Linked DNA regions of Mus musculus: all the other regions are linked to region 1. A link is a loop called in an ENCODE intact Hi-C map of the cell type or tissue named here. Cell type or tissue: gastrocnemius. All regions are shown on one strand. Region 1 overlaps Slit1 (slit guidance ligand 1). Region 2 overlaps Rrp12 (ribosomal RNA processing 12 homolog (S. cerevisiae)). Region 3 overlaps Arhgap19 (Rho GTPase activating protein 19).

Region 1 (8,000 bases):
TCCTGGCATTGGCTGCCCCACTACACTGGCCAGAGTCCCAGCTTCTTGCCGAAGAAGCGCAGACCTGTCAACTGCTGCAGCTTGGCCACCTGCCTGGTGCAGAGCCTCCTGGTGCACAGCATAGGTTCTCCTTACTGGGCCCTGTTGCTCCTTTGCTTGGCTTTCTTTCCTCAAAAACTGTATTAGCCCCTGTTTCCCCGGCTCGGTGCTGTCCGAAGAATCTGCTCTCTGTCAAAATGAGCTGAGTGAAGGAAGAGGCCACAGGGAGGATGTGCAGGCAGGGCAGTATGCGTCTTCCTCGGTGCTCTAACCCCCACGTTGGCTCAGCTCATCTAAGCACTGAGCAGTGTGTGAGGTGGGTGGGTCTACCATCTGCAGAATGGTTTCTGTGCCCTGGTGCCAGGCTGGGACTGTGCGCATAATTGCCCTGTAAAAGCATCGCTGTGTCAGAAACAGAACAATCTACCAAATGTCATTTTGCTAAAAGCCAATTTGCCGAAGGCAATTCATGGATTGGCCGATTTGTCCAAAGATCGATTCGTCAAACTGACTGATTTCTTTAACTCTCTGGGAGTCTCCTGGCTTGAGTTTCTCACAGTATTGAAGACCCGGCTTTGTTGCTCTCTGCCCCAGCTCTTGGTGTTTGGACTTAGGGGAACCTGTCTCCGGCTTACCCACTGTAGCTGTAGGGAGCCAGGACAAGCAACCAGAGTCCCTAGGCCACATGACCAAGGGAACAGCTCTTGTTGTTTAACAATGTTAAACAAAACAATGAAACAAAACACCAAAAACAAACAAACAAACAACAACAAATCAATGTTAAAGACAACAAAGAAAAGTGTTGGTCCCTTGACTGGCTTATCTGTGACTTGGCCTTGGAGAGGTGACCTGTATCCTCAGCCTCCTCTGAGGATACAGGTGAGAGAGAGCCTTGCTCTTCCTCATTACAGCCTTCTCTTTGTGGAGACTGCACGGTGGGGGTGGGGTGGGGCAACAGACAGATGGATGGAAGGACATACTCCTAGCTTAGCCTCAGAATCAGCCAATGCTTGGCCTCACTCGAGGAACCCGCTATAACAACCCCAGGGCCCATGCAGAGCAGGTGTCCCCACCCCTTTGGAGACAGGGTCTTACTATATAGCCTTGCCCTGGATCTGGCTATATAGTCCAGGCTAGCCTCAAACTTACAGAGCTGCACCTGCCTCTGCTTCCCAAGTGCTGGAGTCAAAGGTGTGTACCTCCACGTCTGGCCTGTGTTCTCTTATTTGATAGCTTACCCTGTCTTCATTTTTAAAGCTTTTCCTCTGATTTCCTCTTACTTTATAACACAACCCGGGGGCCATCTTCATTCCTTCCTGAAACACGGTAAGAAAGGCAACCAGACTTCTGCCAGAGGGTCCCATACTCAGTCCCAACCTCCCTTCCCTTGGCCTGACTTTCTGAGGTCTGTGTGCTCCAGTGCCACGTTCCCGTCCTCCCGTGTGACTGGGAGGTCACGTCTCTGGAGCCCAGCGCAGGAGCTGTGGCACCCAACTATGGAGTTTGATACCAGAAACCCTGGGAAGTGCACCCCAGAGTCCAGTGCTGCTGACCATGGTACCCACTTCCCAGTTCAGCCTTTCCCTCTCGGCCACCTTATCAGCCACTCTCAACATCTGGTACTGTGTTCTCACCACATGGTTGGGAACCACGCTTGCCACTTTCTGACTGTCCACAGAATTATAAGATGGAATGGTTTTGTGTCCTGGGTATCCTTCATTTGAGTGGGACTCCAACCTCAAAGCTTCCTTGCCTTGGCGGAGCCAGTTAGCTTATGAGAGAAGGCTGCTTGCGGGGGAGATCTCTTTGGGGGTGTTTCTTTTGTGGAAGTTGATGTTCACAGCTGCCCAGCAAACAACCCAAGGTCAAGTCAGTATCACAGGATGGTTTACGGTATAACAAGCCAGGCCACTTAGTCTTTTGTTTGGTGAGGTTTTTGCAGAATGAATGGTTGGGTGGGGTGGGTGCTTGAAAGCTGCACAGGAGAGCTGGTGGCCCCAGGTGGGCAGGCAGGGAGGTTTCTGCTGATGGCAGTGTCTGGGCCCCTTGGGCCCTCAGAAAACAGGAGGGGACAAGAAGAAAGACTCAAAGCAGCCACTCTATGGTGGTGATGTCCAGACTGCCCCAGGAACTTGGCGGTTGTAAGCCCCATGACTATAGATTATAGGCTGGGGCTCCCTCTCTCTGTAAGAACAAGTTCCTTGGCAAACAGTGAGTGTGTAGCGGGCACCTCCAGACACCCAAAGGTGGACTTGTGCTAAACAGAGCTGGGCTGTGTCTCCCCTGCCCCCAACCCCAGCTGCATTGCAGAAAAGGCCTGCAGAGTAAGTGAAGGAGGTGGTTACACCCACCTCTGCAGATCCCCCCCCCCCTTCCTGCATGCAGCCTGTGCCTCAGGAGAGAAGTCAGGAGCTGTTTTTCTTTCTCCCTCACTAAAGCAGAGGTGCTGGAACCCCGCTGCTTTGAAGTGACGTCTGGGCACAGTAGCTTCAGTCTGCTTCAGCACTAGGTGGGGACATCAAAGCATTCGTACTTCTCTGCCGGATGAAGCCCTCTAACTTTAATATGCTCTAGTTTGCTATAGACCTTGCTCAAGGCGAAAATCTACCTGTCTAGTAACAAAAAGGTACTGGCGCAGGTACCAGGGGTGGCCTGCGTAGCCATTCCTCTGGGTTCATGGTAGTTGATCCCCTCTACCTAACAGTGTGAGATAATGTCATGCAGGACAGTAGCCACCTGTGGCAGTCTGAGTGAGTGGCACACACTCATAGACACGGGGGAATTTCCTGTGGACCTTGACTGGAGACCAGCTCAAACTAGTAGGATTCCCAAACCCCAGGCTCCATGTTCTCACAGAGCCCCAAAGACAATGACCTAATAGCAGTGTTGGCTGAGGGCTCCCATTCCTCTGCTCCGACCACAACCGCCACTTGTGCTTTCTGAAGAAGAGGCTAATCAACCCCCTACACACTCCAGGGATCAAATACGTGCCCAAGGAGCTCAGTGCGTGCAGGGCTGGCTCGCTGTACTCCAGGCCCAGGTCTACAGTCTGATGACCAGAAAGCCACGGATAAAGTGCGCTGGAACGCTGTACTGTGCTGAAGCCCCCTGCGGCTTGAAGAGCCACAAAATAAAGAGCTTTGCAGTGGGGCAGCAGATCCATGTCAGAGCCCAGAGCTCAGTGAAACCTTGGCTGATGCCCAATGCCTTGCCCCAACAGGGCCCCACTAATCCCCTCAGAGGCAGTGTGCCTGCTGAGACCAGTTAGAGGTTGGAGCTAATGGGGATTTGCAGTAAGAACATGGGGTCCCGACCTTCGCTCCCCTGCTTGTCAGAGTGTGGAGTATGGCTGTAACAGGCACTTGGGGACAGTGCCTAAGTCAGGGATGGGCAGAAGGGCTCCCATACCCAGTGGGGGATGACTGGGGGTGGAAAGCTGCCTCCTCAGAGTCCTAGGACCTTAGGGGTGGGATACAGGATAACCTGGGGAGTCTCTGCCTATAGAACTCATACCATATTTCTTAGAACAGATCCCCTTCTCTGGGGCTTCCCAGGATAGACTCTTACCTTCCTCAGTGGCTGCCCAGATCCCTTGCTAGGCGCACAGTGTTCCATCTAGATATGGGAAGGGAAGAACAGAGTCAAGATGACATCATCCACAAGACCAGTTTCTTGTTCTGTGCTGCTTTGACTTTTAGGAGGCATCTGATCTGCATGACAGATCAGAACAGAGACTGCGGGCTCCAGGAGTGCAGAGACTCCTACCTGCCCCGTGTCTGCATCCCTGGAGCTGCGTCCTTGTGCTGATCCCTCGCTCCGGCCAGGACGTGGGAGGGTCACTGAGTATCCTCATTGGTTCCGTTCAGTTATGGTTACATTGCCTTTGCAGTGAGTGCGCCAACTTCAGGATACTCTGGGAGCAAGAGCGATGTCTGCCATTGGTGGATTAGGGAGAGATGGGTGGTAATTAAATATTCATACGCAAACCCAATATGCTTGTATTTGCTATTTTGAATTGGTGCTGAACAGGAGGCTTGCGTGTGTGTGTGTGTGTGTGTGTGTCCCCGCACGCCTGCCTGCCCCCGCTCGTGCATATACTGGAATGTGTAGGTGAAGGAACAGTTGGAAACTAGGGGAAAGGTGTGTAGACAGAGATAAGAAAGCAGAAGGGTTTTAGGTTCATGATGCCCAATGCCCCATAATGTATGTGACCCAGCCAGCTCTTGCTGAATGCCTCACCAGGGACATACACTGTGGGTGTTTTCCGTTATACCTTGACTCTCCAGCATTTGCTGGCCCCTCTGACCCCCTTATCAGAAACCTCTTCCTTTGGTCAGGCTCTGTTATCCTCCCAGCCAGTGATGAGGGACTCGTTTTGAGGGACCTGTGAAACACCATGGAGAAAGGTTGGGTGCCCTGAGTTTGTGAAGCACAGAAGGATGAGGGCTGGGAAAGGCCCAGGCTGTGCTGAGAGGATCTCCAACAGGCCACGTGCAAGCAGAGATGAGCAACTTTAGCTGGGGGGGGGGGGGGTTGACGTGAGTGGTGACAAAAGACCACAGAAGTGTCACGGGGCAAGTCAAATGTAGCAAAAAGTGAGACCGTAGCAGCTGTATAGCAAATACAGGGAAGGCTTCTGGCACACCCTAGTGGCCACTCTGGGAACAACTGTGATGCCGTGTGGGGAAAGGAGGGACAAAAGCCCCGCTTCCATAATACAGACAAATGGAAATGAGGTTTAAAGGTTAAGCTGTGCACTCCTGGGATCTCACCAGGTCTTGCATGACAGACAACGTCCATCCCACAAAGCCCTCTTGGGTTCTCTGGGCCCATGGCTGGTGCGCGGCAGAGACAGTTGAACCCAGAAATCTTCCCATTGCTTCCTTTGATGTCAGCAATCTTCATCTATTTTTTTTTTTTTTTTGAGACTGACCAACACTTGCCATTCCTGATGGCCTTCATACCATCTCTTCTGGGTTTGTAAACTGTTCCAGTTGGTCATTTAAACAGGAAAGAAGGTTCCTGCTGTGGACTGACTGGCCAGGGCCAGTCTGGGCTTCCTAAGGGGGGTTACCTCCCCATCTCTCCCAAAGCCCTCAGGATTCCACTCTATCTGCTCTGCACTCTGGGAGCTTCAGTCGGAGGCCATCAACCTCTCTGGCCAGTCTTAGCAGGCTCTGCCTTGACCCAGTTGTTCCAGGCTGTGCCAGGCCTCCCAGTTATCCCTTGTCCTCCTTCCTGGTATGAGAGCCTGCAGAATTGATTTCCTGAGACACACTTTGACCCAGTGCTGTGATAAGAAGCATTTAAAACCCATTTATTGTAAGGATCCAGTGTTACTGCTGAGGCCATGCTGCCGGCTGATTTTTTTTTTTTTTTTTTTTTAATAAAGACTCCCGGGAGAATTCCTGTCTCATCTGAGTGCCCAAACAGCTGGACTCCTGACACTCGGATCCATTTAGACTACACATAGATCATGTGTGCTGCTGACCCCCCTTCCTTGGCTCTCAGGAAGCACTGAGCCCCTACTCTGCCCTGGCTGGTATGCCTGTGAATCACGGGGCACATTCAGAGAGCCTGCCTTTGAGGTTTCTTCTCTGCTGAGCCCTCCCACCTGCTCTCCTGCTGATCTGTAAATCCCGCCAAGCTACTGTAAAGTCTGCATGGAACAGGCCTGGGTGGAATTGATTGGCTAATCAATACACATAACAAGCCTTTCTTGCCTGGCTGAGGAGAGGATTAAGTGGATAGTGGGGAGCGGCCTGGGACTCTCTCTCAGGCTCTGCCTTGGGGTGAGCTGCCTGCTGTGTTGTGCTGAGGGGCTGCCTGGAGTTGCTGCCTCCCTGTGTACCCCACATTCTCTAGGGCACATCTCCCTGTGCACCCCACATTCTCTAGGGTACCACCTTCCTGCGCACTCTACATTCTCTAGGGCATCACCTCCCTGTGTACCCCACATTCTCTAGGGCATCACCTCCCTGTGCACCCCACATTCTCTAGGGCACACCTCCCTGTGCACCCCACATTCTCTAGGGCAAACCTCCCTGTGTACCCCACATTCTCTAGGGCACACCTCCCTGCCTGCCTTTATCTTTTCTGAACCTCCCTGCTTCCCTGTGGTCAAAGGCGGCTAGTGGCTTGACTGTATCTTCTTACCACCTCCCAATGCCTGTTAACATTGGTCCCTCACTTCAAGGATCTCAAGGGCCTTGGTCAAAGAGCCAAGCCCTTCACAGAACATGTGTCTGAATCTATTCACTCTACTGTAATGAAACATCTCAGGCTGGATGACTCATTAACAACAGGAACTTATTTCTCATGGTTCTCGGTGTCAAGATTCAGAATTTGGTGTGTGAGGAAGGCCTGCACTCAGACTCCCGGGAATCAGACATCATTGTGTCCTCTAACAGCGTTGGGGCTGGCAACTGTGCAAGGCATCTTTGCTTTTACAATTTTTCCATTGCATTAATTTACTTACTCTGTGTGTGTGTCTGTGTGTGAGTGTCTCTGTGTGTATGTATTTCTGTGTGTCTGTATGTGTCTCTGTGTGTGTGTGTGTGTTTGTGGGGGATCTGTTGTGTGTATCTTTGTGTGTGTTTGTGTGTGTATCTGTGTGTGTGTGTCTGTGTGTGTGTATGTCTGTGTGTGTATGTGTCTGTGTGTGTATGTGTGTATCTCTATGTGTGTGTGTGTGTCTGTGTGGTGTCTCTGTGTGTGTATGTCTCTGTGTGTGTATCTGTGGGGGTGGTCTGTGTGTGTGGGTATGTTTGTGTGGGTATGTTTGTGTGTGTGTGTTTGTATGTGTGTCTATGTGTGTGTGTGTGTGTTTCTGTCTAAGTCTGGGTCTGTGTGTGTATGTCTGTCTGTGTGTATCTGTGTGTGTCTGTATGTATATCTGTGTGTGCCAGTGTGTCTGAGTGTGTTGGAGGAGAGGTACCTGTGCCATGGCACACAACATGGAGGTTGGAAGACAACTTGCAGAAGTCAGCTCTCTCCATCCACCATGGGAATCCCTTTCGTCAGGTCCTTGGCCTTCACACCAGCTCTCTGGGGCTTTCATCCATTACATTCCAATCTTGTTCCTGAGAGCTTGTCCCTGGTGTACCCCTCCTGTAGGCCCCATCTCCCAGCACCGTCATTTCTGTGACTAGGCCCCAGCACAGGGAGGCATGAGGTTACCTTCAGGCCACAGCGTGTCTCTGAGCCCTCACATGTGAGGGGTCCCACTGGTGGGATGCTTAGAGAGCATTTGGTTGAGCCTATGCATTTCACACATAGAACAGGGGAGACAGTGTAGCCGAGGGTCTAACACTATGTAGGTTCAGAAACACCTACGGTCGGCCATGTCCTGTCTCTCCTTCCTGAAGGCTCTCACTACCTCATCCTTCAATTGCCCACTGATAACTGTATCATCAGTTGCCTCAAAAACAAACAACCAAGACAAAAAGAAGAGTTGATCTGATTTCTAAAGAAATTGGGGGTCTAACCTGGGTTTCTCCTACAATTGCTAGGTTCAGCAGGGAGCTAGCTGGGACTGAACAGTCTGCAGGGCATAGAGCCTTGGCTTGTGGCGTGGTTCCCAAGGGGCCCAGGCTTTCTTTTGCTCTGTGATCCCCCAGAGTAGACTTGGAATCAGAGCCAGCCTAGTTCAGGACCGGGCGAGACACTTGGTTCTGTCTCCTCCATCCTCCAGCAGTCACAGCTTGCTTACAGCAAAACAGAGGGGAAGCCAGGGCCACGGAGGGCCGTGGAGAGCTCTCTGCTATGCTTCATTGGGGTTGGCCAACCATGGGGGCCCTGCCAGTGCTGATCACAGCTACTGGGAGCTTCTCTCTAACCATCCTCTGCCCAGAGGGGAGGTGACTGGGGACAGCGTCCCAGTGTCTGCCAGGACAGAAAACTCCTAACTACCATTTACTCATTCAGCCAGAGCTGACAAAGCAACTAGAACCCACCCAGAC
Region 2 (8,000 bases), 210 kb before region 1:
GGAGGGAGGGCGTCAACAGGCACGCCCAGGGGTCAGGGTGACACTGGAGGACCCCGGTGTTGTTGTTGTGCCCACAGCCCCGTTTGAAGTGCCTCATACATATTGTGAAGACGCTGTCGGCTGAGCATGAGGAGTTCATAGCTGCCCTCATCCCAGAGGTGAGGGGTTGTGGAGGGATGTGGGTTGTGGTTTCTTAGTGTGGATTCCAAGAGAGGCCCGAGGAGGGAGGGCTGTAGGTAACAGTGGGAGCACACGCTCCCTTCACTGCCTAGTGCATGTGTAGGCGTGAAGAGCTCACCCAGGCTGCCCCTCAGTTCCATGTCCTGACAAAGGCTGTTTGGCCAGGTGATCCTGTGCACCAAGGAGGTGTCAGTGGGTGCAAGGAAGAGTGCGTTTACCTTGCTGGTGGAGATGGGCCATGCTTTCCTGCGATTTGGCTCCAACCAGGAAGGTGAGAGTGTGGGCTGTGGACTGAGAGCTGGGGTGGACAAACTGCCTTGGCCCAGAGAAGACTTTTTTTTTTTTTTTTTTTTGGTTTCTCGAGACAGGGTTTCTCTGTGTAGCCCTGGCTATCCTGGAACTCACTCTATAGACCAGGCTGGCCTCGAACTCAGAAATACGCCTCCCTCTGCCTCCCAAGTGCTGGGATTAAAGGTGTGCGCCACCATGCCCAGTGAGAGAAAAGTCTTAAAGCCTCTGTCCAGTCTTAAGAGAAAAGGTGGAGGGAACGCCTTGTCTTGTTCTGCCTGTGGCTTTGAGTGGACTGCACTGAAGGCCAATAGTACCCATCCCTGAGCACCCTGTCTTCGAGTAACTGTCCCACTCTCTGTCCTCAGACGCTCTGCAGCGGTACCTTGTCCTCATCTATCCTGGCCTTCTGGGTGCAGTTACCACAGTTAGTTGCAGCATTTTGGCTCTGACCCACCTCTTGTTTGAGTTCAAAGGTAAGTGTTTACCTGAAGGGTGCTGTTATGGTAAAGAGTGCTCCAAACATCAGGACAGGGTGATGCCAGAATGGGGAAAAGCATCAGGATGCAGCAAACAGACCCAGAACCCGGCCTGTCTGCTTCCTAGTCTCTTCCCACAACATTCTCCCTTCATCCTTACATTCGCACCACCCATCAGCTTTAGGCCCCAGTGTCCTGGGACTTTTGTCAGATTGGTCAGAAAGAGGGTTGGCCTGTCCCTATGTCTTAGTTCTGGTCCCTCCTCTTACCAACCACATCAAACTTTGAGCATCTTTACTAACCTCTCAGAACCCCTGCTAGTCTCTAAGATAAAAGATGTATGGATACTCCATGGGTGGTGTTCAAGCTGTTAGACCCAGAAAGGCCCTGAGAACATCTGACCCCTGGGTGGGTCTTGGGTTTGAGGGGCTCAGGTATCTGACAGCAGCCCCTGTGCACAGGGCTGATGGGGACCCGTGGGTGGCTCTTGGGTTTGAGGGGCTCTGGTATCTGACAGCAGCCCCTGTGCACAGGGCTAATGGGGACCCGTGGGTGGCTCTTGGGTTTGAGGCTCTGGTATCTGACAGCAGCCCCTGTGCACAGGGCTGATGGGGACCCGTGGGTGGCTCTTGGGTTTGAGGCTCTGGTATCTGACAGCAGCCCCTGTGCACAGGGCTGATGGGGACCAGCACAGTGGAGCAGCTCCTGGAGAACGTGTGCCTGCTGCTGGCCTCTCGAACCCGTGATGTGGTCAAGTCCGCGCTAGGCTTCATCAAGGTTGCTGTGGTGGTCATGGACGTGGTGCACCTTGCTAAGCATGTGCAGCTAGTGGTGAGGCTCCATTGTGTTCACTGGGGGGCAAGAATGGACTCTGCGGGAGGGACTCTGGGCATATTAGTTCAGAGCGTTTTCACTACGCTCTGAGCAGCAGAAGGACATTAAGGAGCCTTAGAGGGGCTTGTAGGAGAGTGCTGACTGACAAAGAAGGCACAATGCTTATAGTGTCTCTTAGGCCAAGGGACAGGGCTTCTCCAATGTTGTACAGATAGAGAACCAGGCAGGTACTTATTTTCAAGGTCTAGTCTCAAGACTGCACTCGCTCTTTGTAGGGTCACTCTTCCTATCCCTGCCAGGGCACAGAGGAGCTGAAAATTAGGGACACACTCCCTGCAAGCTGGAATTGCTTGCTAACAGTTTCCACTTCCAGCTGGCAGAGTCACATGGCCCTCAGATCTCTTTTGCATATCTTTTCTGAGTCAAACCTTAGCTTCCAGGAAGAAAGCAGGGATAGATATTCTCCAGAAGCCTCACTGGGAGCCAAAGGCTTAAGGCAAGGCTAGGGTGGAGATCTACTGGATCTCTTTATATTTAGAACTTCCCGAATCCTACTAAAGGGTATGTGGGGACCTTGTTCTCTGCCCCCACTGCAGGCAGACCTTACAGATAATAAGGTTTGCCACTCCCATGTGTCACCATCTGGGCCTGGATGAGCACGACTGCGTGATAGAAAGGGAGCATGTGACTTCAGGATGCTGGGTCGTAGCTGGCAAAGTGGACTGAGTGGGTTAAGTGGGGCCTCTATGGCCACTTGGCAGTCGGGTGAGCCTGTATTGGTATAGGTTTCTGTCCCATCAAGTTGCTGTGAAAGAACCCTGGGAAGGACACATGGAGGGTGTTCAGTTGTCGCCTCGGAAGGATAATCACAGCTGTGGTGTGAAAGGGCATAGAGGAAAGATGGGATTCCAGAGTAAGGAAACGGAGTTGAGCCAGGGAAGCGGTGGCCTGAGAACAGGGCAGCCAGTACCTCCCCTTCGCTAGGCTCAGCTGTACTGTACACTGGTCTGTACAGCAAAGACAGATGGGCAGGGCAGAAGGCCCCGAGCTCGCTCTGACACCCTGGTGCTCTGTCTGCTAGATGGAAGCCATTGGGAAGTTGTCAGATGACATGCGACGGCACTTCCGGATGAAGCTTCGGAACCTGTTCATCAAGTTCACCCGCAAGTTTGGGTCTGTGCTTGAATGGGGTAGGGTTGGAGGATGGGACCCTTGGTCTCTTAGGGGCCACAGGGAAAGTTAGCTTCCTGAACAGTTCCTGCCCCTGAGGAGGGGTCCTTGGCAACCTCTAGACAACTCTTCTCTGTCCCACTCAGATTCGAGTTGGTGAAGGGTCTGCTACCCGCAGAATACCACAAAGTCCTGATAAACATCAGGAAAGCTGAGACCCGAGCCAAGAAGCATCGTGCCCTGAGCCAGGCTGCTGTAGAGGAGGAGGAAGAGGAGGAAGAGGAAGAGGAGCCTGTCCAGAGCAAAGGTGACAGGTAAGACCATGGCTCAGCCCCAAGGCCTTAGTCTACCCCCACCCAAATTCTGTCCTGGCAGTGCCTTAGGTCCCCTCTGTCCCAGGAGTGCGTTGATGTTAGACTTCTCTAATTTAGCATTGAGGAGATTTTGGCTGACTCTGAGGATGAGGATGAGGAAGAAGAAAGAGGCCGGGGCAAGGAGCAGCGGAAGCTGGCACGACAGAGGAGCCGGGCATGGCTGAAGGAAGGTGGTGGCGATGAGCCCCTCAACTTCCTGGATCCCAAGGTGGCCCATCGAGTCCTTGGTGAGCAAGAACAGCTGACCTAGGAACCCAGAGTTGACCTCCCCTGTTGCTGGATTCATGGGTGGTAGGCAGGGGTTGGCTTCTGAGGATGGCCTGTGGGCAAGGGCTAAAAGTCCCCTAGTTGAGAGCTTTGGTGTTGGGGGGGCTCCGAGGGAGGAAGAGTTGACTAGGACTGACCTGTCTCACCTCACTTCACTAGCCACCCAGCCTGGGCCTGGGCGGGGCAAGAAGAGGGACCATGGCTTCAAGTTGAGTGCTGATGGCCGGCTGATCATACGGGAGGAGGAAGATGGAAACAAGGTGGAGGAAGAAGATGGCACTAAAGGTAGGGGTCTCCACAGAGGAACAGGTGCTCTGTTGGCATGATGCTCATTTATACACTTGAGGGCTTTTAGCCTATTCATATAGTGACCATTATTGAGGAAGCATAGAAACCGATCTAAGAAGCTAACCCATAAGGCCACCCTGAACATTCTGGCTCCTCAGATTCTCCTGAGCACACATTTTTATTTTTATTTCATATATTCTCTATACTAACTTATGAATTTTGTTGTTGTTGTTTTGGTGTTTTGTTTTGTTTTTTGAGACAGGGTTCCTTTATATAACCCTGGCTGTCTTGGAATTCTATAGAGCAGGCTGGCCTTGAACTCAGAGATCCTCCTGCCTCTGCCTCCCGAGTGCTGGGATTAAAGGCGTGTGCCACCACTGCCCAGCTTGACTTTTTTTTTTAAATTTTTTTAAAAGATTTATTTATTATATGTAGGTACACTGTAGCTGTCTTCAGATACAGCAGAAGAGGGTGTCAGATCTCATTACGGATGGTTGTGAGCCACCATGTGGTTGCTGGGACTTGAACTCAGGGCCTTTGGAAGAGCAGTCGGGTGCTCTTACCTGCTGAGCCATCTCACCAGCCCCCCCCCCTTTAATGTATTTATTATATGTAAGTACACTGTAGCTGTCTTCAGACTCCCCAGAAGAGGGCATCAGATCTCAGCCCTTTGACTTTTTTTTAATGCAGTATATATACAACGATTTAAACAAAACTTGAGGAAACCCCCTCACTGTGCATGGTGTGAGCATCTCTTCTGCTTCTTTTTCCTTATTCCTTTTCTGTTGTTCAGTTCGGTATGGTTTGGTTTTTAATGGAAACCAGCTGAACCGTAAGCTGATTTAGTGACAGGCAGAGCCATGCCTTCTAAGAGAGTGCCAGCCTTCCCAAGCCCAGTGTCCACTCAGTAACGGAGCATTGCCTGGAGTGCATTCTATTCGTAGGACTGTGGGGCGAGCACCTGCCTTCTGGCTTCTCGGCTTTTGCTGCTGAGCTGTGTGCCTTTGATTCACCTGACTTCCTCACACAGACTCTTTTGCCCCTCACTTGCCTGCTGCTTGTCTGCTGGCTCCCGTGTATGTGCTTAATATAAAGGTGGCTTGTGCTGTTCTTTAGACTGTCTCTTCTCCACTTCCCTCCCACCCTTCCTGCGGACTTGATGCCCGCAGTTCCTGTGGCTGGGGAGCCCCCTCTGCTCCTTACGATCCCACACTATTCCTTTCTGTTGTCTCTAGGGTTCCCTAGCCACTGGCCCTCATCCCGCACAGAACGCCCACATGCCAGTTGCTATTCTTCTGTACATCTTTAGTCATTGGCTGGTTTATTTTCCTGCAGTGCTGGGGACTAAACCCAGCACTTGGTACATGCTAGGACAGTGCTCCACTGAGCTTCATTCTCAGCCCCTACACATGCTGTCTTTGTCTTCTGGCTGTTGCTTTGCTTTGCTGGAATCTCTTCCTCCAGATGGTCAGCTTCATACTTTTCTATTATTCCCACATGGTGCCAGTACACAGAGTGAGGAAAAAAAGCTATTTATTTATTTATTTATTTTTGTTTTCTGAGGCAGGGTTTCTCTGTGTAGCCCTGGCTGTCCTGGAACTCACTTTGTAGACCAGGCTGGCCTCAAACTCAGAAATCCACCTGCCTCTGCCTCCTAAGTGCTGGGATTAAAGGCATACGCCATCACTGCCCAGCGCAAAAAAGCTTTTTGATTAGGAGGGTAAAATTGTCCTTTTGCTAACTAAGCGAGGGCGTGTATGACATGGGGCTGACTCTCTCCAAGTCACTCACATCTTGAAGGGACCAAAATGGTTGGAGTGGAGGAGGGACAGCAGTTTGGTTTCCTGTGGAAAAAGGCACAGGTCTGAAGAGGGCAGTTTTCTGGGACTGGAGTTAATGTCTTGTATTTCTGCTAAAGAGAGGACATGGGATACGGTTAATTAGGGATGCCCAGATGCTCATGAGCCTGTCTGCCCTCTGACTCCAGGGGAAGATGAAGACATGACCGATGCGATGGAGGATGCCAGTGTGAGAAGTGTGAGTAATTGTGGCCTTGCCTGGCCCAGAGCTCCCATGCCCAGTCCCCCACACACGAGCATGCATCTGCCCTTCTCCCTCAGTTCTCGAGATTACTGGGGCAGTGTGGACGGGCATGCAAAGAGCATCAGCGTAGAGCACACAGGTAATCAACAGCCCCATGTCGCCTTCTGGCAAACAGCTAATTTATTGTTAAGAACATATCAGAAGGTGGGGAGATGGCTCAGGGGTTAGGGTTAGGGTATTAGAGGGCTGGAGAGGTAACTCGGGTTAAGAGTACTTCTTACTCTTATACATGACCAGGGTTTGGTTGCCAGCGCCCAGATGTTGGCTTACAACTTATCCATAACCCCAGTGCCAGGAGATCTGATACCCTCTTCTAGCCACCATGGTCATCAGGCACACATGTGGAACACAAACGTACATGCAAATGAAACACTCATATGAACAGAATTTAAATATATATGAAAAAGAATGTATGGGGAGTGATGCTAGTTGGAGACTGAGTGAGAACCGTGTAGGAAAGCCATGCAGAGTAAAGAGAGAGTGAGGAGCAAGAACATCTCCTGGATGCCCCAGGGGAATCATGTGGTATGTGCTGCCCGCCTGTGCGATGCCCCTCTCCGCAGGCCATCTTGGGTGACCCAGCTCTGCTTACTAGGTCTCTCCCTGGTCTGCATTCTACTCTTCCTACTCTTGCTTCAGCCTCAGTCCAGTCTCACTTTGCTGTGAATGAGCCTGTCACTGTACCCAGGCTCCCAGGGTTCCAGTCTAGGGTTCTGTGTAGAGTCCTTGGTGTGTAGAGAGCTTGGTACTTAGTGGTGCTGACTGAGTCTTAGCTGTTCTTTGTCATTGTTCATATTCCCCGGACATTATTCTGGGTGAGGCCTCACTGAATTTTTGGAACCTTCACAGGGGTCCTGGTGATCTGTTGACAGCTGCCTCTTCTTCCTGGCCCGCAAGGACTGACCAGAGTCCTCTGTAGATGGATCTCAGCTTAGAGATAGAAAGATCAGACATCTCCTAAAGCAGCAAGAGCAGTATAGTGATGACCACATAGTGGCTGGGTCCTACAGTCAGCTCCTGCCTCCAGCATCCCAAAGTTCTCTGTGGCAGTCGCTGAGTCCTCCTGTGCGCATGGTTCCGGAGCATAAGATGCTTGGGGCCACGACATCCTTGGTGGAAGACCAGTTAGTGGGCTAGCCTTGGCTAATAAAGCTCAGCCATCATCCTCTGTTGTACAGCCTGAGTCCCACATCTCCAGTTTCTGGTCCTTACCAGAGCTCCACAGTTCTTGCTATAGCCAGCGGACCTGGCATCCATATTACTGCACACATGTTCAGTCTGATCCCTTGGTCTGGCACCCCTAGCCCTCTCACCTCGTCTGTGGACTTGGAAGGCTTCCGGGCCGGTGTCATAGACCGCAGGATAGGAGCCAGCCTTGGGAGCTAGGTCACCCCTGGATAACCCATCCATTATGTAGTGTCTTTGCTTGATTGCTAGTACCTGAGCCCATATATCCCTGTGGGCTGCCCTGTGACAGGTCTTCTCTTCCCATGCTTTTCTAATATTGGTATCATACTTATCCTTCATTGACTTATAACTTCTGTGAACCTACTGTCCATTGAGGGACTGTAATGAATAGCTTGGCCCAGGGTCCTCCACCTACCCAGGTACTGATGAGGGAAAGAGGTGGAACCTGGCTGATATCGGGTTTCCATCTTCCTTCAACAGCATTGGGGTTGTGAAGAGGGAAATCTAGTTGTGAGAATGCAGGAGAGAGCCCTGTCCCCGCCCCAGCTGTGTAATATAAGATCATCACTCTCCCTTTGTGGGCTTGCACTTGTGTGCAATTGGGGCTGAGAGCTTGGCAGAGGGCCTTTGTCACCAAGGCAGGTGACTGCTTCTGTTCCCGCCCCTGCTCCCTCCCGCCCTCATTAGTGGTGTAGTCCTGGCCCTTTGCTCACTGCTCCCCGGCTTGTTGCATCTTTCTATAGAAAAAGAAGCTTAAGCGGCAGAGGGAGGACGAGGAGGATGAGCTGGAGATCCCACCTCGGTACCAAGGTAAGCTATCCTTTCTTAC
Region 3 (8,000 bases), 110 kb before region 1:
TGGAATGTAGCACTATGCAGGGATGCAAGCCAAGCAGTGCCTTGATGCAGCCAGGAGTTACACACTCTGTGAGCAAGAAAGAGAGAGCGCGGGACTGAGGAGCCTAGTGTGGGTAGAGGGAAGCGATGCCCAGGGATGGTCTGGGTGAGAGAGAGGTGCCCCATGCGCTTGCTCTCTGTGGCTGGCCTCTTGGGCAGTGAGTTACCACGTGCATTTGGGAATGTGGATTTCATTTATTTATTGGATAGTCATTACTTGCTGTAAGGGTATTTTAGGTCATTTTTTCTTGTAGAAGCTGTGATCCAGTGCAGAATAGACTTGAGGAAAAGCATAACCTTTTGAGTCTTGTAACATGTGGCTTTGTAACCTGTGGTATCTTCTTGGAAACGCAGACAGAAGCTCCATCGTCGTCACAGAAGGTTGCTGCCGTCCTTCTGACAAGGCGTACAGTTGCTGTTTTGAGCCAGTATTTAACTAATGTTTTTAACTAATGTTTGTTTGAGACAGGGTTTCTCTGTGGTCCTGGCTGTCCTGGAACTCACTCTGTAGACCAGGCTGGCCTCGAACTCAGAGTTTTCCTGCCTCTGCCTCCCCAGGGCTGGGATTAAAGGCGTGAGTGTAGTCACTGCCTAGCTGACCTGTGTCTTAAGGGTTTTTATTATATTTATTTTCCATGTTGGCGTAGTCTTTGTGACAGAACCTTTCTTTTCTTTCTGGGTTAATCGTCATAGGCTTTGATGTTGTGTCAAAGTGTCATCTGGTGGTTATTGTTGCCAACTATGAAGAGACAGATCCTATCTGATCTGTATCTGCACTAGGTAAATGAATAGAGGCTGTGGGCCCTTTCTCTGACGTTCCACAGAAGTGGATTTTCTCACTGAGACCAGTGATCAGGTTTGAACCCGCCCCCGCCCTGTCCCCCCATTCCCCATGTCACATGCACTGTGTAGGGCACAGGTGGGAGACAGTATTGGTTAGAACCAAGTGCTGGAACATTCTAGAAGCACAGCTGATGGGGCCTGAGGGAACCCACAGTGGTCCCTCCACACAGCATGTGCTATACTCTGAAGGTCCTCCCAGAGTCAGTCAGGAGTGATGAGGAAACACCCTGGGGGATGAGGCAGCACAGGATGCTGACTGGCAGGTTGTGTGCTGAGGTCTCTTTTCTGTGACATCCTTTCCTCTGGAGACAGCATCATCCCTGCTCTCCTACACTCTAAAGTCTTCAGACTGAAGTGAGGGTCCAGATCTAAACCAGCAGGACTGTCCCAGAGTTTGCAGAGAATCTGGCTTCCTAAGATGAAGGTTTTGAGTGACCTTAGTCCTGGTAGCCTGATGTCAGACTCCCTGTCAAAAAGCTGGCTTTACTAGGCAGCCAGTGCTGAAAGCTGTGTGGAGGTAGGGCAGTGAGGAGATGGAGGATAAATAATAACCTGAGTGCTTTGTCACCATGGAAACTGGAGTTCCTGAGGCCACAGCCCATGCTGAAGAGCTTTTGAGCATGCCCCTGACATGCTTGGTCCAGAGGCTATAGAGAAGGAGTGCTCTCACCCAAGGCCTTTCAGCAAGGCGTGCCTGTGCACGCTCTGTGTGCTCGCTCGCTCATTTGCTTGCTCACTCGACCCCCAAAAGGTTTCTTAGGAGAAGGTTGTACCTATTTGTTATTTTTTATTATTTTGCATATATATATGTAATTGTAAAGAAACAATCATATATATTGTCTTTTATATTCATGTAATATTCTGAATTAAATTTTTTCTGTTTCATATCTGTGGGTTCTGACTGGTCTCTTGGCTCACGTTGCTTTGAAGAGAGGTAGCTTCCTGTCCTAAGGAACTTGATACTCTACAAAGGGCTCGTCCTGGGTTTTCTAATGGAGGGAGGGGATGTGGGTGGGTTCAGGATGAGTGAGGCTTTGGCTGATGGAAATTTACTTAGATGAGGTAGCACACATCTCTAATCCTAGTACGTGGGAGGCAGAATACTAGGGACGAGTTGAGGCCAGCCTAGACATAAACAAGATTCTTTCAAAACAAAACAAGGCCGAGGCTGGGCATGGTAGCATAACATCTTTAATCTTAGCACTTGGGAAGCAGAGGCAGTGGATCTATGTGAGTTCAAGGCCAGCCTGCTCTATACATATGGAGTTCCAGGGAGGCTAGGGCTGTTTAGAGAGATCTTGTCTCAAAAACCAAAACAACCACAACTAAAACAACAGCTTTGAGCCCCAGGGTAGGTGGCCCCACTCCTTGAGGAGTGCAGGTTGTCTAAGTTGCTGACTTGCTCTGAGTTATTCCATATTGAGTGGAAGTAGCTCTTGGGCTATGTGCCCCCAACAGGCTCTGTTTTACAAAGGACACCCAACTCCCTTTTAGGTTGTTTTTATGCTTTGTGGCTTGATATTAAGGAACAATGAATTCAGTCAAACCAAATCTGTGGGCAGAAGAGAAAGAAAGGAAGCCATCATAGGCCAGAGGAGTGTGCTGAAAGAGCTAGTGAGTGACGAGTCCAGGGCCAGTGTGCTGAAAGAGCTAGTGCAGAGGAACTTGGAAGACTTCAGGTATCCACATGGGCACAGCTGGGGCACTCTGGACACATCTGTCCTCGAGACAGTTGACGTTATCACATTTTATGATCAGAATCTATGGCAGTGGCTCAGAGGGGGCAGAAATAGCCTGAGATAAAAGTGTAATATGAAATAGGTGTGCATTGTTTATTGACAAGAATACATTCTAAGAGCTGGGTGGTGGGGAGGCAGAGGCTGACTAATCTTTGTGAGTTCGAGGCCAGTCTGGTGTACAGAGGTAGTTCCAGGACAGCCAAGGCTACACAGAGAAACCCCGTATCAGAAAAAAACAAAACAAAACAAACAAACAAACAAACAAAACAAGGCCAAACAAACTAAAACCAAAATAAGAATTCATTCTGAGCAGTGCACCATTATACAGTTTTGCTGTTGTGTGCCATCATAGAGTGTACTGACATATGTGGCCCCAGGAGACACAGGAAATCGAGTATGAGGATGCTCCTGGCATGGTGGGCCATGCTGCTTTACAGAAAGGTTTTTGTTTTGTTTTAATAGTAGAGTCCTCGTCCCTAAAATAATGATAAGAAAGGCTGGAGAGATGGCTCAGCGGTTAAGAGCGTCGGCTGCTCTTCTGAAGGTCATGAGTTCAAATAGCAACCACATGGTGGCTCACAACCACATGTAATGAAATCTGATGCCCTCTTCTGGGGTGTCTGAAGACAGCTATAGTGTACTTACATATAATAAATAAATCTTTTAAAAAAATAATGATAAAAAGTATGGCGTGCTGAGCAGTCCCTCATAATGAATGTGTGTACTGTTCATAGTTGTTGTGGGTTACCCTTTCATAAGGCTTGTGGCAAAGTAGATTGTTTTCCTCCAGAATCATCAGTGATTTCATAACATACCACTGGGTGGCTAACAGTTATGACTTCCCTAGTCCGTGGCAGTTTCAGCTCTGGGACACTCTGGGACCACTGTAGTATGCAGTCTCTTGTCTGAAACATCCATGGAACATAACTGCATATATTACAAACATGATATCTAATGTTAAAAAAGGAGTCACAAATGTAATCACCGTAAATGTAAGTATCAGAGGAGCAGATGGAAGTGGGGGTGGGTGGGGGAGAGGGCCGGTGGGCAAGCATGCTTACTGAGCAAGCATCAGACACTGAGTTCAGGTCCCCTGCTCCCATGTCAAAGCCACTGTGGACTTGGGGACCTGTAATCACAGTGCTGAGGCAGGATGGGCCAACAGGTGGATCTTGCTGGTGTGTTCCAGGCTTCGGGAGAGCCCTGTCTCAAGGGGGGGGGAGAGTGGATCTTGTTCGAGCAGGGTGCCGGTGTCCAGCCTCTGTGTACACAGTAAGCTAGAGAGATCCTGATGGGCTTTCAGAGTGCTTCCAGTCTATGGATGCTCTGTGTGTGTCATGTGACCTGACTCATGGAAGGAAGAGGTTAGAGGTCTCGTTCAGCTGCCTCCCTCCCTCCCTTCCTCCTTCCCTCCTTCCCTTCCTCGCTTATGGCCCCCATACTTCCTCCACCTCCCATTGTCAAAAGTCAGCAGAAAAAAGTGTGGGATATTTTAACTTTTTTTCCACACCGAGTCTTCAAGATATAGCATACATCTTCACAGACATTATATCTCAAGTCAGAAAGCCCATATTTAATTTCTAGTGTTTACTCAACGGACTAACTACATGTAGCCTTCAGGCATAAAGTGGTCCAGTGTGTCTGTAATCACCATTTTGGCCACTAGGTGGCGGAAGCGACCTTTCACTCAACGCATTAGACAGTAAGCTGTAGAAAGGGTGGAGGAAGCCCTGAAATCGTCCTGTCTTTGGCTTATTTTAGACAGAAGTGAACCGAGTTGGATATATCCCACACAATTAAAAATTCTGCCTAGACCAGATGAGTTGTCATACCAGGTGGAAGGAGGGGACTCAGTCCTAAAAATTGTCCTCTCTCTCTCTCTCTCTCTTTCTCTCTCTCTCTCTCTCTCTCTCTCTCACACACACACACACACACACACACACACACACAGATAAACACTCCTTAGTCTAGAATAACACACCTGTTTCCTCCTGTCCTACAGGCTAATGCCCATGTAGAGGACACTCTGTTAAAAGGCAACAAGTTGGGCTGGTGAGATGGCTCAGTGAGTAAGAGCACTGACTGCTCTTACGAAGGTCCTGAGTTCAATTCCCAGCAACCACATGGTGACTCACAACCATCTGTGATAGGATCTGATGTGTCTGAAGTCAGCTGCAGTGTACTTATGTATGATAAATACATCTTTAACAACAAGTTAATGTGCACATTTAAAGCTTAGGCACTAAGATGTAATAGTAGCGAACAGAAGGGGAGTGGTTTTAGAGGAGCAAAGGGACCAACTGAGGTCACTGATGGGGGGGTGGGGAGTGAGGGAGGGGGTGAGGGCGGGCGAGCATAAACAGTATAAAGATATGTATGTGTGTAAATGTCACAATGAAACCTGATATCTTGTATGTAGTAACTACCAGTTTTCAAATTACATTTCTTTATGTGTGTGTGTGTGTACGCACATGCGTGTGTGCTCGTGCGTATGCATGCACACACACCTTGACATGTATGTGGATGTCCAGAGGACAGCCTGGTGAAGTCAATTCTCTCCTTCTACCCTGTGAATGGGGAGTGACTATAGGTCGTCAGCCTTGGCAGCAAGCACCTTGACCTGCTGAGCCATCTTGCTGGACCATAACTAATAACTTTTTAGGACTTAGCAAGTGACAAGTGTTTCTTGTGAGGACCATTTTCTTCAATTAAGGAAATAAAGGCCTGCGGTGATATGAAGGAGCCTCAGCTGTTAGCTGGAAACTTAAGAAAGCCTTCCTTGTTACACTGTCAGCCTACACTGAAGGCCAGTCCTTCCATCCTATTGTGAGTCCTTGCTGGCCTCTGCCACCCTCGTGTCTCCATTCTGTAACAAGAATGAGGAGATGCAGTGGTTAAGAGCGCCAACTGCTCTTCCAAAGGTCCCGAGTTCAAATCCCAGCAACCACATGGTGGCTCACAACCATCTGTAACGAAATCTGATGCCCTCTTCTGGAGTGTCTGAAGACAGCTACAGTGTACTTACATATAATAAATAAATAAATCTTTAAAAAAAAAAAAAAGAATGAGGAGATGTCCCCGAGAGGCAGAGTTCTTTCTGTCACAGGAGCGCTGGTGATCGGCCTAAGGGTGGAGGCTAGTAGCTCAGCCTTGGCGCTGAGTGAGTGGGGGAGGGAAGGAAATGCAGATATTCTGGGGAGGGTGACCACTCAGCCGCCGCCTGCTGGCTAGTCGGTCACACGGGACCTCTTCCACCATGGAGGGAGCATGTTATGTCCTAGTGAGAGGTGCTTATTGGCCATTCCTTCTGAAACACCTCTGCCAGCCCATCTGTGTGCACAAGGTACGCAGGGTGTGTCACCAGCATGCTGTTCCACACAGCATGTTTCTGACCAGGGATCTCATCTTAAGAGTCACCCACAGTCAGCAGTAGATCCGGTGCTTGTGAAAATTTACTAGTTTGACCATTTGCCCCTATCCTAGAAGCAGCTTTGAAGGAGCCGTGAGCTGAAGTAGTAGTACTGGTTGGCCAGGAAAATCAGAGCTTTGTTTTACAGGATGCAGCCTGGACTGGAGGCCTCGCTGTTCCAACCACAGAAACCGAAGGCTGGATTCAGGGGGGCTCCCCTTACCGTTAAGTTACTATCTCCTTCTTGGGGTTGATTGCGGCTCTGCTGTCTCGTGGGTCTCATCCTGATGGGGAAGGTGTCTATGGGGACACACGGTTGACACTGCACTGTTAGGCCTGTGCTGCCTCTGGGCTAGGACAGACTGCCCTGCACAGTTAGGAGAGAGAGCTTAGCGCTGGTGGGCTCTGCTTAGCATTTCCAGAGAAGTGCAGAAGGTAACAAGACGGGCAGCTGGCCACAGCGGAGCTGGGGATGGGCTTTCAGCAGCAGAAGGGCCTCCTCTCCCTGAAGAAACCGTACACCGTAAGAGAGCCGGAGAGGCCTCTGGTAGGTAAGGATGGAGTCTTCCACATGCTGGCGGCTGAGAGTTTTACAACCTCCAGCGGTTGTCCCCAGGAAGTGATGTCACAGTCTGGCCACCAGGGGCCGAGCTGGTGCTGCTCTTTATGTTTGGGGATCTTCGGCCAAGAAGGGAGCTTGCTTGACAAAGGCAAACAGAAAGTACAAGAAGTTGTTTGGTACTGAATATTTCCCATCTCTCTGTCTCTGTCTCTGTCTCTGTCTCTCTGTCTGTCTCTCTCTCTCATTTGTCTGTGTAATGTCTGTCTATCTTGTTAGAGCCAGTCTGAACACTCTACAAGGTCAGGAACTGGGCCTCTTAGCTCCGTTCTGTAACTCCGATGCTCATCCTATAGTAAGTATGCACTAAGGTACTACCTGAATAAGTGAATGGTCTCAAGGAACCAGTGAAGTAGAACTAGGGTCCCTATGGCTGGCCCATGGGGAGAGGCACAAGGGATCACAGAGAGGCTGCATTGCGTAGCCCACAGAGCCTGGAAGTAAACACTCTGGGTTCTGACTCTCAATGGCTAGCCGGAGGAGACAGTATAGGATCCAGGCTTAGCCAGTGGACCTCAAGCTGGGAAAAAGGAGGCAATCCCTGCTCTTTTTGGCTCTTGGCTATGAGACCAGAGCTTCTCTGGTGGCTACTATTCTTTCCTCCTGGGGCAGCTGGCTGAGAACATAAAGCCATATTATAGAGAGAGGAAAAGACTCAGAGATAGATGCGAAGTGAAGGATTGACTGGACCTGAGTTCCTGGATGGGGAAGTGGGGGATTGACTGAGCCTGAGTTCCTGGATGGGGAAGTGAAGGACTGACTGAGTCTGAGTTCCTGGATGGGGAAGTGGAGGATTGACTGAGCCTGAGTTCCTGGATGGGGAAGTGGAGGATTGACTGAGCCTGAGTTCCTGGATGGGGAAGTGGAGGATTGACTGAGCCTGAGTTCCTGGATGGGGAAGTGGAGGATTGACTGAGCCTGAGTTCCTGGGTGGGGAAGTGGAGGATTGACTGAGCCTGAGTTCCTGGATGGGGAAGTGGAGGATTGACTGAGCCTGAGTTCCTGGATACAGTCATCCCTTGAGCTCTGTGGTTTGAAACCACAGAGAACCTTTATCTTGTGTCTGAGAAGTGATGGGCAGTGGGCACACCCACCCATGCTGTTGAAGGAGAAAGAGGGTCAGCAGCCATAGTTTTATCTCATGTTGCACTGTGCTCCTGGTATGTGAGGGCAAGTCTTTTTCACCTGCAGGTCTCATCACCTCCACCCCTACCCCACAGAGAACCTCCTCCCAGCTCCTCAGGTCGGGGATGGGGAGTAATGGGAAGGCACTAAGGTCTGTGATTGACAGGTGTCTGGCATCCCACAATGCTCAGCAAGTGTGAACTGCCTCACCTGGTCTTGTGGGTGGC

What was found. Peaks named below come from ENCODE experiments on the same cell type or tissue, not always from the same donor. Only the 100,000 strongest peaks of a DNase experiment are listed, where the experiment ranks them.
Region 2: it touches region 1 in a loop (2.7-fold over the local background); 5 of 42 quality-filtered maps call a loop at or near these places.
Region 3: a loop joins it to region 1, with 6 times the contacts of the local background. A loop is called at or near these places in 41 of 42 quality-filtered maps.

Annotation. Positions count from the first base shown.
Region 1 is chr19:41,652,862-41,660,861 of GRCm38, reverse strand. All of the region lies in intron 4 of Slit1 (slit guidance ligand 1), which reads left to right. Among named protein-coding and RNA genes, the nearest start is that of Gm34116, 34 kb to the left of the region's middle. In gastrocnemius, a CTCF peak has its summit at 4,696; DNase peaks (open chromatin) are centred at 65, 365, 4,690 and 7,788.
Region 2 is chr19:41,866,687-41,874,686 of GRCm38, reverse strand. It overlaps Rrp12 (ribosomal RNA processing 12 homolog (S. cerevisiae)), which reads left to right. Exons shown (of 34, transcript NM_199447.2): 22 at 78-158; 23 at 346-451; 24 at 837-944; 25 at 1,621-1,778; 26 at 2,863-2,954; 27 at 3,098-3,265; 28 at 3,383-3,552; 29 at 3,752-3,877; 30 at 5,868-5,917; 31 at 7,915-7,981. Among named protein-coding and RNA genes, the nearest start is that of Frat2, 23 kb to the right of the region's middle. In gastrocnemius, a CTCF peak has its summit at 4,561 (motif pointing right); no DNase peak of the experiment used is centred here.
Region 3 is chr19:41,760,356-41,768,355 of GRCm38, reverse strand. Arhgap19 (Rho GTPase activating protein 19) reads left to right here. Exons shown (of 12, transcript NM_027667.3): 12 at 1-1,768. Among named protein-coding and RNA genes, the nearest start is that of Gm19424, 17 kb to the right of the region's middle. In gastrocnemius, CTCF peaks have their summits at 3,199 (motif pointing left) and 6,669 (motif pointing right); DNase peaks (open chromatin) are centred at 4,284, 5,800 and 6,653.